Linked DNA regions of Mus musculus: region 2 is linked to region 1. The links are chromatin loops, found by intact Hi-C in ENCODE. Cell type or tissue: heart. All regions are shown on one strand.

The links. Hi-C counts contacts between places; a loop is a spot of excess contacts. Peaks named below come from ENCODE experiments on the same cell type or tissue, not always from the same donor. Only the 100,000 strongest peaks of a DNase experiment are listed, where the experiment ranks them.
Region 2: a loop joins it to region 1, with 2.7 times the contacts of the local background. A loop is called at or near these places in 7 of 42 quality-filtered maps.

The regions. Positions count from the first base shown.
Region 1 is chr9:7,911,515-7,919,514 of GRCm38, forward strand. No RefSeq gene overlaps it. Among named protein-coding and RNA genes, the nearest start is that of Birc3, 42 kb to the left of the region's middle. In heart, a CTCF peak has its summit at 3,052; a DNase peak (open chromatin) is centred at 3,207; H3K4me3 peaks cover 1,069 bases; H3K27ac peaks cover 1,092 bases.
Region 2 is chr9:8,069,667-8,077,666 of GRCm38, forward strand. It overlaps Cep126 (centrosomal protein 126), which reads right to left. Exons shown (of 11, transcript NM_001045524.2): 11 at 6,966-7,280. The coding sequence ends at 7,218. Among named protein-coding and RNA genes, the nearest start is that of Cfap300, 31 kb to the left of the region's middle. In heart, a CTCF peak has its summit at 4,871; no DNase peak of the experiment used is centred here.

The sequences.
Region 1 (8,000 bases):
CCTCGAACTCAGAAATCTGCCTGCCTCTGCCTCCGGAGTGCTGGGAATAAAGGCATGCACCACCACGCCCGGCTGTATGTATGCAATCTTTTTTTTTTTTTTTTTTTTTTTTTTGGTTTTTTCGAGACAGGCTTTCTCTGTGTAGTCTTGGCTGTCCTGGAACTCAGAAATCCGCCTGTCTCTGCTTCCCAAGTGCTGGGATTAAAGGCGTGCGCCACCACCGCCTGGCGTATGTATGCAATCTTAACAACAATTGTTTGTCTCCCCAATTTATGTGTTTTGTTGATTCTGAATGGCATTCTGAAGTTCATATGTGATACTCAATCTCCATATGTTGAAACTGTGGGAGACAATGCTATGGTTTGAATCTGAAATGTCCCCCAAGGGATCTCACATGCTGGAATCTTGGTGCGTGATCCTGCAGTGCTCAGGGAGGTGATTTGGTTATGAGGACTCTAACTTCATCAATGGATGAATTCACTGTTAAGCTGATTAATTTGTGTCCTAATTAGAAAATAATGGAGACTTTGGAAGGTCACTGGGGCACGTACACCTTCTCAAATAACATAACCATATCTTCACAGAAAGATTTATTTAAAAGGAAATTGTGAGGTATCCATGAGCAAAACAGAGGGCTGACCTTACCCAGGGGGTGAGGAAGTGTGAACTTGCTTAGTTTGTAGACTTTCATGGTGAGAATCTAGAGGGACCGCTGGCCTTTCCTGTCTATCAAGTCTCTATCAAGACTAGCCAAGTGATTTCCAAAAGTGTGAGACAGTAGCCAACTTCTTGGTTTTCAGATGTTTGGTTCTGATCTTGCCTTTGACAACTTGGCTAAAGTTAAATTTGATTTTTGGCAACTACCCCACTGTCTTAGTTAGGGTTTTACTGCTGTGAACAGACATCGTGACCAAGGCAAGTCTTATAAAAAACAACATTTAATTGGGGTTGGCTTACAGATTCAGAGGTTCAGTCCATTACCATCAAGGTGGGAGCTTGGCAGTAACCAGGTAGGCATGGCTCAGGCAGAGCTGAGAGTTCTACATCTTCATCCAAAGACTGCTAGTGGAAGACTGACTTCCAGGCACCTAGGGTGAGGATCTTATGCCCACACCCACAGTGACACACCTACTCCAACCAGGTCACACCTATTCCAACAAGGCCACACCTCCAAATGGTGCCACTCCCTGGCCCAAGAATATACAAACCACACCCACTCTCTCTTTGAAAAAAATTCATTTCAATGCCTGGGACATCGGCTCCATAGTCAGTTAGTGTAAATGAGCTAAAAAATTGTATCACTTGTGTGTAAATTAGAGAAATTATTTTTTCTCATTCACTCTACAACAAAAGGTGCTAAAAACCCAACAAAGAGAACCAAGAAGATGGCTTAACCAGGAAAACATCATAATAGCATGAGCACATGAGTAAACAGTCAGGTTTAATGGTGTGTATCTGAAACTTCAGTGCTGGGGAGTGGGGACAGAGGCAGATCCCAGAGCTCTTTGGCCAGCTGGCCTTGCCAAATCTGAGCTTCAGGTTCCATGTACACATCTGCACTCACTGACCAATGGATTTAAATGGGAACAAAAGTATTAATTATTAGCTAATCCTGAAAACGGCTGTTTCAAAAGCAGCATGTGAGGGTGTATGGTGCATCATTGAAGTAAGAGCATCTCAACTCACCTATCATCTAACAGAATGCCCAGGAGAGGCCTAACTATGCTAGCTTGCTTAGGGCTTCTAATCCAAGCCAGCCTGCTAGTCCAGGCCTGTGGCAGCTTCCTACTGCAAAGTCTGATAACACTTCCCATGGCCTCCTAGCTTTCTGAGCCTAGGAACACGACAAGCTGAAGAGAGTGGGGGAAAAAAAGTCTACAAATGGGGTAGTTCAAGGAAGAAAGTATAAAGATTTTTGTTTATGCTAAGAACTAAGGTTTACTTTTGGATTTAACATCTTAAGGTTATAGAGGAGCCATTAAAGCCAAACTCAGTCCTCAATATAGGGGAGAACTGACCATCTCATTAGTATCTGAGAATTTAGAATTATATAGTCTTACCTCAAATTTTTCCATTTGCTTTTTGAGATGCCAGAGGAAGTCATGTGACTCTTAGGTAGTATGCTAATGACTGTTTTATTTAGTACGGGGTGGGGGCTGTGGGGGTGGGGGGAGGATATCACATTACTTTAAAAATGCCAGATTCCGGGCTATGTTTTTGTGGTTTTATAAAGTAGGTAGTAGTCTTAGTAGCTGGATCAGGCCTTGCATATCCATATGACATCTAAGCAGGGAGATCTCAAAAACCTTCCTTAAAATCAGACCCTCTAAGACCCTCAGAGACCTCTTTCTGCTTCAGAATAACAATCCACAGTAAACGGTATTTACCATGCTTGTTTGCAAGGAGACCCAAACACACACACACACACACACACACACACACACACACACACACACACGCGCGCGCGCGCGCGCGCGCGCGCGATTCAGGCAAGTGGGTGGTTCCTGTTTGCATTCCCAGCATTTGAATTGGGATTGTCATGACTCTGATACAATGTGAATTGTCTTAATGAAATGAAACAAGATAAAGCTCTATGGCCCACATGCTATTATTTAGGTAGGTCTTTGTTCACAATCAGGCCTTTTCCAACTTCATTGTCTTCTTGATTCTTCATGGAAGGGCTTCTGTGTCAATTTGAGAACGGATTAGGCACAGGTTGGGGCGCGGCCAGAGTTCCCGCACCCTCCCATCAGTCCTGCCAGTTGCTTCCTCTAGGTGTACTTGTCTGACTCCTTACTGGACAGTAAGCCTGTGTAGTTTTCTGGCTGTTCGATCCGCAATTTTGGAAACAAGTGGATCCTTTGAGCCAATTGTTGATTCTGGAAGTATGTGGAAAAAAATAAACTAGCACTAATAAGTACCTGGCAGGGCTATGCATAAAGACAAACTAGATTATTTTTTCAGTCATCAAACAGCTGCACAAGGTAAGGATCAAATTAACCTCATTCTATGCGCAAGGGACACAAAAGCGGAATTACAGAAGTCTCAGGTCATTACTATGCCCTTCCCATAGCCAGGAGGAGCTCTACCGAGCTGGCCAGACGACTGGGCTGCTGAGGCCCTGCGCATGCGTAGTGCACAGGATTCCCCACCCCCCCTTCCCCCGGCACTTCAGGATGCCCCGCCCATACAGAACAGGGCCGCAGAGCAGAGCCTCCCGCAGGAAGGATTGACACAGAAGTCTTGCCCAGGCATACGGGAAATGCTATGAGAAACCAGGAAACTAGTCACAGTAGCCAGGAGGCATGGCAAAAAGTCACCCATAAATCTGAGCATGACTGTTTCCTCTCTATAGATGCCAAGCTGACAGACCTAGGTGCTGGAAGTGACTTCTCACTTATGGCAGAGGATGACTGTAAAACTCTAACCTTCCAGGGCAAGTTTTTTTTTTTTTTTTTTTTCCCTAGAATATTCACATGAGGTTTATTGAGAGAAAGAAGGGCAAGGTGGCAGTAGAAAGAGAGGAGGGGGGAGAGAGATCAAGGGAACATTTCTTTATAAATGGATGGTGAAATAGTCACAGGTAAAGGTGGGAGGTGAGGCAAGTGAATTCTGGGAATATGGTGGCTGTTGCCTTGACAACAGGTGTGTGGGTTGCGCCTATGCGATGTCACGGGTTTCGGAGGTCCTTAGAACAACATACCTCCTTTTTATTATTATAAAGAGAAGGCCGGGCAGGAAAAACCAAAAAGAAAAAAAAGATAAAGAGAAGAAAAGAAAGGGGGGGGGATGAGGGCGTCGCGTCTCTTAAGCTGCTTCCTGATGTCTAGGGGCGTCGTCAATTTTGGGGTGTAGCTGACTTTCACCATCGGGATCCACTTGGTAAACATTCACATCAGGTTCCTCTGTGGACAGAGTATCTTCTGTAGGCAGCAGCTGGTAATCCTGTAATAAGAGCTGATTAATAGTTTGATTAGAATTTTTTTGTATTTGTTGTTGGAGGAATGTAGAAACAAGATTAATGAGGCAGGGAGTGGATAAAAACACCAGGAGGATGACTAGAAAAGGCATTACAAAAGGAAGGATCCACTCCCATAGACGGTTTTTTAAAATCCCAGAACTGGAGGTCTCAGGTTGCCTTAAGTTTTTTGTTTTTGTTTTTTGATTTTTTTTTTTTTGAGATTTATTTATTTAGTTTATGTGAGTACACCGTAGCTGTTTTCAGACACACCACAAGAGGGCATCTGATCCCATTACAGATGGTTGTGAGCCACCATGTGGTTGCTGGGAATTGAACTCAGGACCTCTGGAAGAGCAGTCAGTGCTCTTAACTTCTGAGCCATCTCTCCAGCCCTCCCTGAAGTTCTTTATCTCTGTCTCCTGGATTTTCTCACTGTCTCGGATTGGTTGATATAGAAACAGCATTCTTCAAGGAGGAACAGGCAAAGTCCATCTTCTTTAGCTATCAGGACCTCTAGCCCCCATTGGTTCTGAAGCACCATGGCTGCTAAAGAATCCATCTGTTTCTGGATAGTGAGCACAGTTGCAGTCATTTCTTTAAGATTGTTTTCAAACTGGGAAGTGAATGTATTACATTGGGTCATCGAAGTCGTTATCCCTGCAGTTCCAGTACCAAAACCTATGGCTATTCCCATAGCGACCAAGAGTGGCACGACCTGAACTGCCCTCTTATGCTGGGCAGCTATCAGATCTACAGCTGGGATTGGCAGAGGTTCGTTTCCCTGGATTACTCCTAGTTCAGGGAAAAGGAGTACCAACGTGCAAACTCCTGACCAGCTGGAGGGTAGGCATTCTATGAGGGTGTGGTAAGGTATGGGGGAAGGGGACGTCTCAGTGGGCCCATGCTGAGGCATCCCTGCCCTGAGCGACCATGTACACGATGGTACAGTATAGAGTTTATTTAGGGCATGGGGAGGGGAGTTAGGAGAGTAGTAGAGGCAGAGAAAGGCAGAGAGAGGGAGTAGAGAAGTAGAGGCCAGCTATGACCACGTGGAAAGAGGGGAGAAGTGAATGGGGACAGAGGGGGACCAAGAGAGCAAGAGGCAAGAGAAACGCAAGAGTAAGAGAGAGACGAGGGGACAAGAAGCCCCTTTTATAGTGGGCCAGGCCTACCTGGCTCTTGCCAGGTTACTGTAGGGGTGGAGTCCAGACAGAATACCAACAGCAATTCCATGGGATTTGACCCCCGCAGGCACCTGGCATACATGTGGTATACTCTTATACACAGGTGAAACTTTTTGATTATGAATGAAAGCATTATATTAACATATATTAGCAATGGGCCTCTTGGGCTCTTGATTTTAGTTGAGCCTAACTGACCTTAAAATAGATTGTATCAGGAGAAATGCAACACTCCCTCACATAGAGCTCACTTATCTCTTGTCTACGCTAGACGGAGGCTTCTTGAACTTTCCTGCCTCCGACCCCACATGACTGTGAGATTGTACCAAACCCAGGCATATGGTATATAGACTAAGTATGCAAACCAAACATTTGCCATAATAAATCATAAAGATATTTACTTCCAGCAATGCTGTGGTGTACATAGACTTTTGCTGCTAATTAAAGATGAAACAAGTAAGCATCCTTATAATGTGTTCGCTTATTTTTTCATGAAGAATTGAATCCAAGCTGAGTATTTCCTACTCTACCTATAGAACACAATCAACATTTCTCTTAAGTTGACCCATATTTTAATTTTGTAGTTGTTAATCCTGAGAATGCTATTTTGCATCAATACATAGTACAAAATGATAACAGTAAGTTTGGGTCTATTTCAGAAATTGTTGGAAAATATGTCCTAGTCTCAAACAACAACTTATTGAATAGTTTTAAGAAACTCAAGTCAGCAGCTCAAAAAGAAGCTTTTAAGATCAAATATTCAAACACTACAAAAGCTAAAGACATATTAATAAGATGATTACATTCTGAGAAATGATGGTAGAAAAATATCCAAAGCCTTTACATTCTGTAAGAAACTATAATGCTTCTAATAAAGCAGATAACTTTGTATGCACAGTAGAAATACTGCAATTCAACTCATAGCCTGTGGTCATTGCCAGTCTCAGTCTTCGTGCTTCAAGCCAATCACTGGCATTGAGGGGTGTGACTGCCTTGCACAGTGCAAAGTGTGCAGCTTGCACACTTGTGCAAACACTACCACAGATGCTACACAGGTGAACTCTGTCAGAAACACCTTGGGTTCCTTATATGGCTCATCTTGAATCTTTGGACAAAGAGTGTTCAGACACCTTTCATTGCTGGAGACTTTTGGGTGCCCCTCACATTCAGTTACGCAGTGAGCCGGCGTGTTAAGGAGCTGCATTTCTTTGACGATCTGTTTCCTGGGTGGAGACAGTCACTTCCTGAGTCAGCCAGGTGTGTGAAGAAGCTTTGGGGTGCAGTAGCTGATAGCAAGGAAACCCTCTTCCCTTATGGGGGTCATCTCATCTTGTGGACCACAGAGAATAACTCTAGAATGCACCAGAGAAGTCTCAGCTTGAGAACAAGGAGGTTGCACTTTCTTTGTCTGGTTTCCAGCTAGAGCATCTTACTTCTACCATGCCTTCCCTCACTTCTTCCACATATATGTAAATATAACTGATTCAGAAAATAATCTGGTTTAAGTGTTTAGATTCAATACAGAGATCTGTATTAATCATATGTCTATAATCTTACTAGGGGGAGATTGAAGAGGGTATGAAACTGCACCTCAACCTGGGCTATCAAGCAGGGCCCTATGTCAACAAGAAACAAAAACAGGAGGAAGAGGGAGCTGAAGAAGAGGCTCAAGGTTAAGAGACCTTGGTGTTCCTGCAGAGCACCGTGGTTCAGTTCACAGCACTCAAACCATGGATCATAATTGTCTGGAACTCCAGTTTCAGAGGTTCCAACGGCCACTTCTGTCCTCCTTGGGAACCAGGCAGGGACTTGGTACACAGGTATATTATGCAGGCAACTCTCTCTGTCATTGTCGCTGTCTCTGTTTCTCTATCTTTCTCCCCAGAGACAGAAAGAGATTGATTGATTTTCTCTTTATCTTTGCGTGTTTTCTAAATCCTGAAAGTATAGGAACTGGGAACAGTTTTAACAGTCAAACTGCTGTATGATTCGTCCTTTAAAAGAAAAAAGGGGCTGGAGAGATGGCTCAGCAGTTAAGAGCACTGACTGCTCTTCTGAAGGTCCTGAGTTCAAATCTCAGCAACCACATGGTGGCTCACAACCATTCATAATGAGATCTGATGGCCTCTTCTGGTGTGTCTAAAGACAGCTACAGCAGGGTGTGGTGGCACATGCCTTTAATCCCAGCACTTGGGAGGCAGAGACAGGCAGATTTCTGAGTTCGAGGCCAGCCTGGTCTACAAAGTGAGTTCCAGGACAGCCAGAGCTATACAGAGAAACCCTGTCTCGAAGAAAAAAACAAAAAAACAAAACAAAACAAAAGACAGCTAAAATGTACTTAGAATAAAGAAATCTTTAGGCCTGGGAATGGAATGAGTGGGATCGACCAGAGCAAACAGAGGTCCAACCCAAAGTTATCAAAAAAGACAAGGAGGGACACTTCATACTCATCAAAGGTAATATCCCCCAAGAGGAACTCTCAATTCTGAATATCTATGCTCCAAATGCAAGGGCAGCCACATTCATTAAAGAAACTTTAGTAAAGCTCAAAGCACACATTGCACCTCACACAATAATAGTGGGAGACTTCAACACCCTACTTTCATCAATGGACAGATCGTGGAAACAGAAACTAAAAAGGGACACAGTGAAACTAACAGAATTTATGAAACAAGTGGATTTAACAGATATCTACAGAACATTTTATCCTAAAACAAAAGGATATATCTTCTTCTCAGCACCTCATGGTACCTTCTCCAAAGCTGACCATATAATTGGTCACAAAACAGGCCTCAGTACATACAAAAATACTGAAATTATCCCATGCATCCTATCAGATCACCATGGACTAAGGCTGA
Region 2 (8,000 bases), 160 kb after region 1:
AAGACCTAAGAGGAGCTAGGGTGAGCTCTGAGAGGGGGTATGAGAGGCTAGACTCCCTGGAAGACAAACATAAGTGGCCATAGTTAGTTAATAAAGATGAAGAATTTTCAAACAAATAACAAAAAACCAAAACCCAGAGAGACAAAGGAAATGATCTCTGATGACAAAGACCTGTTGGAATCTGGATTTATCTTATATTTTGCTTGAATAAAATGCCTGATCACTGGTTAAGAGCACTGGCTGTTCTTCCAGAGAGCCAGAGTTCAATTCCCAGTAACCACACAACCTTCTATAATGGAGATGGAGTCTGATGTCCTCTTCTGTCATCTAGACATATAGGAAGACAGAATATTCATACACATAAATAAATAAATAAACCTTTAAAAAGTACATAGTTGAACAGACACTATTCTTTCTAGAGACAAGAAAAATCAGTCTTTTCCTGGTTTATCCAATGGGAAATTATAAGTTCCAGGCAGTTCTTTTTTTTTTTTTTTTGGTTTTTCAAGACAGGGTTTCTCTGTGTAGCCCTGGCTGTCCTGGAACTCACTTTGTAGACCAGGCTAGCCTCGAACTCAGAAATCCAACTGTCTCTGCCTCCCAAGTGCTGGGATTAAAGGCGTGTGCCACCAGCACCCAGCCAGGCAGTTCTTGAAGGGATTGGATACACATGATTGCTTTCAAGTCCAGGTACCTTTCCAAATTCATTAAGTACTTGAACTGATGTTGGTATCCCAGAGAAGCTAGTGTTTCTCTGCTTGGCATTCCATTATTCATCTGAGATAAACAAAGCTAGACATGAATGTGGGGTTTAAGGTATATTTTCAGCTCCCCAAAATGAACTAAAGAGAACAGCATGGGTGAGACAGAGCAGTTTATAGTGGGAACATCCTAGAGCAAGGGATTTCCACAGAGGCAACCCTCTTGACCCAAAGAGATGGCTCAGCAGGTGAAATGTTTGCACACACACACACACACACACACACACACACACACACACACACACACACGAGAGAGAGAGAGAGAGAGAGAGAGAGAGGGGGGGGGGAGGGGGAGACAGAGAAAAGCTCAGTATCTGGTTGATACTTCCTTTGCAGCTGTTGTATTTTTCATGTAGGATGCAAGATGAATGCTGTCTCCCAGAACAGTACCTTAGGCTTTGTATCTACAAAAGTATTTTTTAGAGAATTGAATGAAAAAGCTCGAGAAATGTTTAGAGTACTAAACTAGTTTATGCTTAAAAACGCGAACTATTATTATACTGCCATCATTGTCATTAGTGTTGCCTGGCTCCATCATTCCGTCATTCTTTGTGTGCAAGCAGTACCTCTTCCATGGCAGGTCCAGGCCAGCGACTGGGGTGGAGGCATGGTGACAGCATGGCCTGTGTAACGGGAGTGTTTCTGTCCAGGTCCGGGATAAAAACAATGCTAGCTCTACAGAGGACATGAACATCCTCTTTAGTTTTTTAAATCAAAGATTAAAAAAACATCATTTATGTGAATCTGTGTGTATAAATGCTTGGGTGTATATCTGTGGAGGTCAGGAGAGGGCACAGATCTCCTGGAGCTGGAGGTACAGGCAGTTGTGAGCTACGCTGCATGGGGTTGAGACCTAGCCAGAAACTCAACTGTGCTCCATCCCTGGAGCATGCACTATGGACGGAGAGAACTGACTCCCGTGAGTTGTTCTCTGTCAGCGTATGTGCTGTGGAAAGCTCTGTCTTTTTCTCCCTCCTTCCTTCCTGCCCCCTACCATAAAAGTGAAAATATGTAATAAGTTTCATTTCAAACTACCTCATGTTTCATCTTCTAATTGCCCTTTCTAGACAAATAAATTAAATTAAATAAGATTAAGAAAGAGTTAACATGCTTCCCTTAGGCCTGTACTTCAAGAGGCCTTTCTGTTGGATCACAATATATACGAGCAAATAATGACCTCGGGTGTTCATTTAACTCCTGTGCCAGTAATAGTGCACAAAGAGAACCGTCGAGTGTCTGAGAAAATCTCTACAAGCCTAGAACTATATAAGGATGAAGAAATTGGCTTATGAATATGGATAGAGACCTTGGGCTTCAGCTCTGTTTCCAAATGACCAATTTGCAGCACCTCTTTCCTCTCCTAGAAAGACTAAGAAAGCAATGCATGTTAAACAAGTTTGTCTAGGATTCAAGGCCAAAGTTCTATCTGCAGGGAATGTAGATAATGCTGTTAGCAGAATTCAGTGGTAGAAGGGTCATTGAGAAGGCTCTATGGGTAAAGCACCTGAAAGCAAAGGCCTGACAACCTGAGTTTAATTCCTGCATGCAGGTGTGAATCCAGATGCAGTAGGTGTGTGCATCTGTGATCTCAGACTTCCTATAGGGAGTTTCTTAGTTAGAGTTTCCATTGCAGGGAAAGAGATACCATGACCAAGGACAACATTTAATTGGAACTGGCTTACAGGTTCAGAGGTTCAGGCATCAAGGCAGGAAGCATGGCGGTGTCTAGGGAGTCATGATGTGAGAGGAGCCAAGAGTTCTACATTTTGATTGGAAGGCAGCCAGGAGAAGAAGGGCTCCCATGTGGCTAGGAGGAGGGTTTCTAAGTCCACCCCCACAGTGACACACTTCCTCTAAGGTCACACCTACTCCAACAAGGCCATACCTCCTAATAGTACCACTCCCTGGGCTCAAACCATCACAGGGAGACAGATGGGACAACCAGTGGAAGCCTGTGTGCAAGTTAGTCTGTTGGGAAGTAGGAGAGGCAACAGGACAGATTCTGTCTCAATAGGCAGGAGGTGAAGACCAGCTCTTGAACTGATCCTTTGACTTTGATGTGAACATCATCAGCTTTGCATAATTGCATTCTCTCTCTCCCTTCCACTCTCATCTCTGCCTCTCACACAGAGAAATAAGAATTTTAAAAATCTACTGGGAAAAAAAGAATTTCTTAGTAAAAAGAAATATAGGGTACAGGAGCAAGTAGTCAGGGGAATACACGAACTTCCTCCCTTTCTTCCCTCTCTCCCTCTTTCTTTTTATTGATTCTCTGTGAATTTCACATCATGAAGCCCAATCCTATGCATCTCCCATTTCCTCATATCTGCCCTCTGCCCCAAAATAACAAAAACAACAAAAGCCATCTCGTCATGGAAGCTGCAGTGTGCCACAAGTGCGTCCCACAGTACACACTTTGCCCAAACAGCTTTACTGACAAATGTTCGTTGCAATGAGTCTTTGGTTTGAAGCCTCTGGGTTCTGCTACACTATCAATACTTCATTCTCACTGAGCTCTTTTGTCTCTATCCGAGTCCATAAGTCAATTTCTTCATCCCATTTTTCCCGTGTCATGGGGATCCTGCAGCTTTGGATTTGCAGGACCAGCCCCTTCACCTGCTTCAGTAGTTCATAGTTGGGGTGGTACACCTCAGAGCCCTGGATCTGGGCCTGGGTGGAAGCTGAGTTGGTCTGCTTGCCAAGTCTCTCACTTTGCCCAGGCAAGGGCAAAGTGGGTGTGTGCATCTCAGGAGAGGCCAGCTGTCCTGAGTATGGTGGCCATCAATGGGCAGGGCCACCTCAGCACAGGGCTCAGGCAGCATCCCAGACCAGGGACATCCACATGGCCTCTGGTGGTAACATGGGTCTTGGATATCACCACAGACCCTGTTTGTGATAGAGCTATGGACATGGCCCTCAGTGGCAGCCCAGGCCAGGATGTTATCATGGCTTCAGGAGGCAGTACAGGCTACCCAGACCAGTCTGTGTTATCGTGTGTCCCCACTCCATCCCTGTAGAGTCAGCATGGCCTCCAGGGAGCAACCTGGTCTCTGGCAGCAGCCCAGACCACTGATATCCAGATGGCCTTTGATGGCAACCTGGGCCACAGACATCAGCACAGACCCCAGCTGTAGTATGGCCATGGACCCAGACATGGCCCTTCGTGGCTGCCCAGCCTGGACATCTCCACAGCCTCAGGTGGTTGCGTTCCATTAGCCACATCACCATGAGACAGCTAATAGGAAAATCAAAATGTCAGATCTGTTTTTGCTTTTTTAATCCCTACCTTCTGGCTCTCACATACTCCATCTCAGGACTTCAACCATTCACACAGCTAACCTGACCACAGACACCCATGGATCATCCTTCATTTCTTCTCTCCATCCTATATCTTATGACCAATTGATTAGAAAAGAATTAAAAAATATCTTCATTACTGCTGGCTTATTACCACTGTTTTTATTAATTACATTCTAACCCTGGACTCACTGATTCTAGAGAGCTTTTATTGGGCCCTGCTTAGACTCATACTCCTTTCTCTCTTCTGTAACACATGGGGGGGGGGGCAGCTCTGAAAGGCCCCAGCTTGCTCCTGTGTCTGGTCCTTCCATGTCACCTCCTCTATTCTCTCACCACCACTAAGCTGGCTGGCTATCTTTCATTCAGATCTCTGTTCAATCTGTATGTCTACCCCTCTAGACTAAAAAAAAAAAGAATGTTCTGTGTTTTTATTTGACCCAAATCTATAACTTTTACTAGGTCTCAAAGGCATTAGTCTACTATGTTGTCTTAGAGACACCTGTTAATTACTTTTTCTAAAATATAGATTTCAGTACAATGGGACTACTACTGTACATTCTTCTGAAAACTTAAATTCACATAAGCTTCAGGGAATCAAAAAGTTGTAGGATTTGGATCCACCTGCCACAAATCAAATGGATTCCAGGTAAATATATCTGCCTGTTCTTAAAAATGGGATTTTTTTCCCCCCCTTGGTCTTGGGATGCCTTACTTTCCTCAATTGCTAGACAATTTTAACTTCTGTTCCTAGTCTATATTTGACTTAGCAGATTTTCACCTGGCTGACAGACTCCATCTAGGGATCACCTTTGGAACTGCTGAAATGCTCCATTGCCCAGCATTTTCAGCCTGTCTGGTCCCCTATGACAATATCCTAATACTGTCTGCCTAACAGGCTGAAATGCTAAGTCAAAAAGGAAACCTAGACCCATGCTGAAAAGGAATCTATTTTGTGATCTTGACAACCCCAATGGCTATGAAAGTAGATGGGATCCAATCCTGGATTCATCACTCTCATCTGAAGCACCCCCACAAGCCCCAAACATCAGGATCTGGACCATCAACGGGTCATCACACAACATCTGCAGGACCAGAGGCTGGAGACTAGTTTTCTCTTTTGTGTTGCCCCAGGCTGCTGAGGAACATGCTCCAGTACAACACATATGAACTTTGATTAGAACTACAGATGGGAGCCTAATTATCAGTGTTTCTGCCTATGGTCCCCCCACTCTCACCTTTGGCTTATGTAAATTGTTTGGGCCAATATGGAATAGGCACCCAAAGACTGTAAACATGTATGTTCCCTCATTCTCTAGGTCTTTTGAATATGGGATCCAGAGTATGGAAAACAGTTTGGTTGCCCTTCAGGTATATGCTTGTCACTCAGATGAAGACTGAGTATGGAAAACAGTGTGGCAACCCTTCCTTGTCCCTCAGATGAAGACCCCAACTGTAGGGGACAAGATGTGCACTTTTGTGCTTCACAGGGCTGTGAAACTTTAGCTCCCTGGGCCACTGATAAGGATAATCATATTCAGTTACAGAGGATGGAGAGTCAGTCTAAAAAAAAAAAAACCCTAAATAACCCAACCCCATTCAAACTAAGATAAAAAATGGTGTAACTAATGTACATGAAAGACTTGGAGACTCTGTCTTTGTGCATCTGGTAGTGTGATCCTGGGATGATGGTCCAGGCCACCAATAACAGAGCCTTAGACATCACTGGTTCCAACAAAGTGTGAAACCATCTCTCTGACTCAGGAAAGACAGCCCCTAGGCAAGAGCAAACCACCCGGCAATCTTTCTGCTATTGCCTGGCCAATAGGCCTCTCTCCAACCTTGGCCACTTTTCCCTCTACCCCATGAGTTCTCCCTTTCCCCTTAGGAACAGAGGAAACTGGGGTACCTAGACTCTTTAGGTCATTATTGTACTTGTACATCTCTCTAAGTATGCTATTATTACGGTGAGGGTGGCTGGGAACACCTAGGACTTCTACACTGATACCACATGACCAGGGCAGCTCCAGTACTAGTTTCTTCCCTAATACACACGGGCACAGCAGGGTCTTCCAATATGGGAGCAGCAGCATTTATTAAGGAAGATCAAATTTTTAAATACTTAAGTTTACAAATTGATCAAGACTCCTGGACCCTGACAGACAAGGTCTTACTATGTAGCTTTCATTGCCTAGAACTTCCTATGTAGACCAGGCTAGCCTCAAATTCACAAAGACACACACCTGCCTCTGCCTCCAAAGTGCTGGATTAAAGCACCTGGTCCTGTCATACATAATTTTATAAACCCTTCTGAAAGAATATGTAAGTTTTGCCTTTGCTTCAACTATCTATCTATCTATCTATCTATCTATCTATCTATCTATCTATCCATCCATCTATCTATCTAACTATCTATGGGTTATCTATGAGTTTTTTCTTTTTTTTGGTTTTTCGAGGCAGGGTTTCTCTGTGTAGCCCTGGCTGTCCTGGAACTCACTTTGTAGACCAGGCTGGCCTCGAACTCAGAGATCCACCTGCCTCTGCCTCCCAAATGCTGGGATTAAAGGTGTGTGTCACCACGCCCAGCTTCAGCAAGAACTCTTAAATGTCAAAAGGCATCTCTCTAGCCCTTACTTTGAATTTTTATGTCAGTTTTTTTGGGAGACTAATAACCCTTGAATAAAATGAATATGCAATCTAGTAAGATTATGGTAACATAAAAAGCAGAGATCCTGTAAAATCTTAAACAAATAGCTTTATTATTTATGGGGATGTTATTAATAATAAGTTTCTTATATACTTGTACAAAATTTATTGGAACTTCAGAAAACAAAGATTCACTATCATCCCTAATACATAATTTGAATAATAAAATAGTCTCTTATTTTTAAATAGAGAAAATTTATATCCAGTAGCATGCTTATTGAAAACAATGAAATATTTCATTCATTAAAAATGTATCAAGAAAATACATAATAAAGTATAATTTGTAGCATAAATATAAGCTAGTAAATTCATTTTCATTAAGTACATTATGATTTACTTTTATAAACATAAAAGTCTAGTATTTTAAATCATTAATAAATGCAGAATTACAGAACTTATTTACAGGAATTCTCAAAAATAATGATTCCACTAAGTAGTGACTATCACAGCTCATCAGTATTTTCTTTGCACTGTGGATCCAACATCAGGAGACAGACTTGCCCTTGGCTGGCTGCTCTGTAAGAGAGTTCAGAGGGTTCTCTTAACTGTCACATCTGCAGATGTTCACAGGTCATTCTCTTTTCAGATCATGACTTTTAAGAAGACTAAAACTCAAATCAAAATAGTACATGCATCAATTTCAACGATGCTGTATCCTGCTCTTTGTAGGGCATCCTATGGACAGTAATAATTCACACTTTTCATATTTTACTATTGGTAATATGTGCTTTGGAGGAATTTCCTTTGACTGTGTGAGTGCTGTGGTTCTGAGTGGGCAGATGTGCTCGTCTGCATGTGCACGTGCAGGCTCCAACTTAATTATTATTCTTCTTTTGAGACAGGGTCTTTTCACTGAAACCGAAGATCACCATTTTGGCTGACTGGCCAGTGGAGCCCTGAGGTCTGACTGTTTCTGAGCCTAAGGGATGATCCAGAGACCTTTTTTATGTGGGTGCGAGGGATCTGAACTCAGGTCCTCATGCTGCACAGCAGGACTTCACCACTGAGCCACCTCTCCAGATCCTTAGGAGTAGCTTTCTGAAGCCAGGTGTGCTGTGCACCCTATAATCTCAGCTCTTGCGAAGTGAGAGGCAGGAGGACCAAGTGTTCATGACTAGCGATATGATGTCCTGTCTCAAAAAACACAATACAATGCAGAGGAATGCTTTTGTCATCTGTTCTTTCCTTCCTTGTTTGTTTATTTACAGAAACACTCGAAAGTCATATAAGATTCTG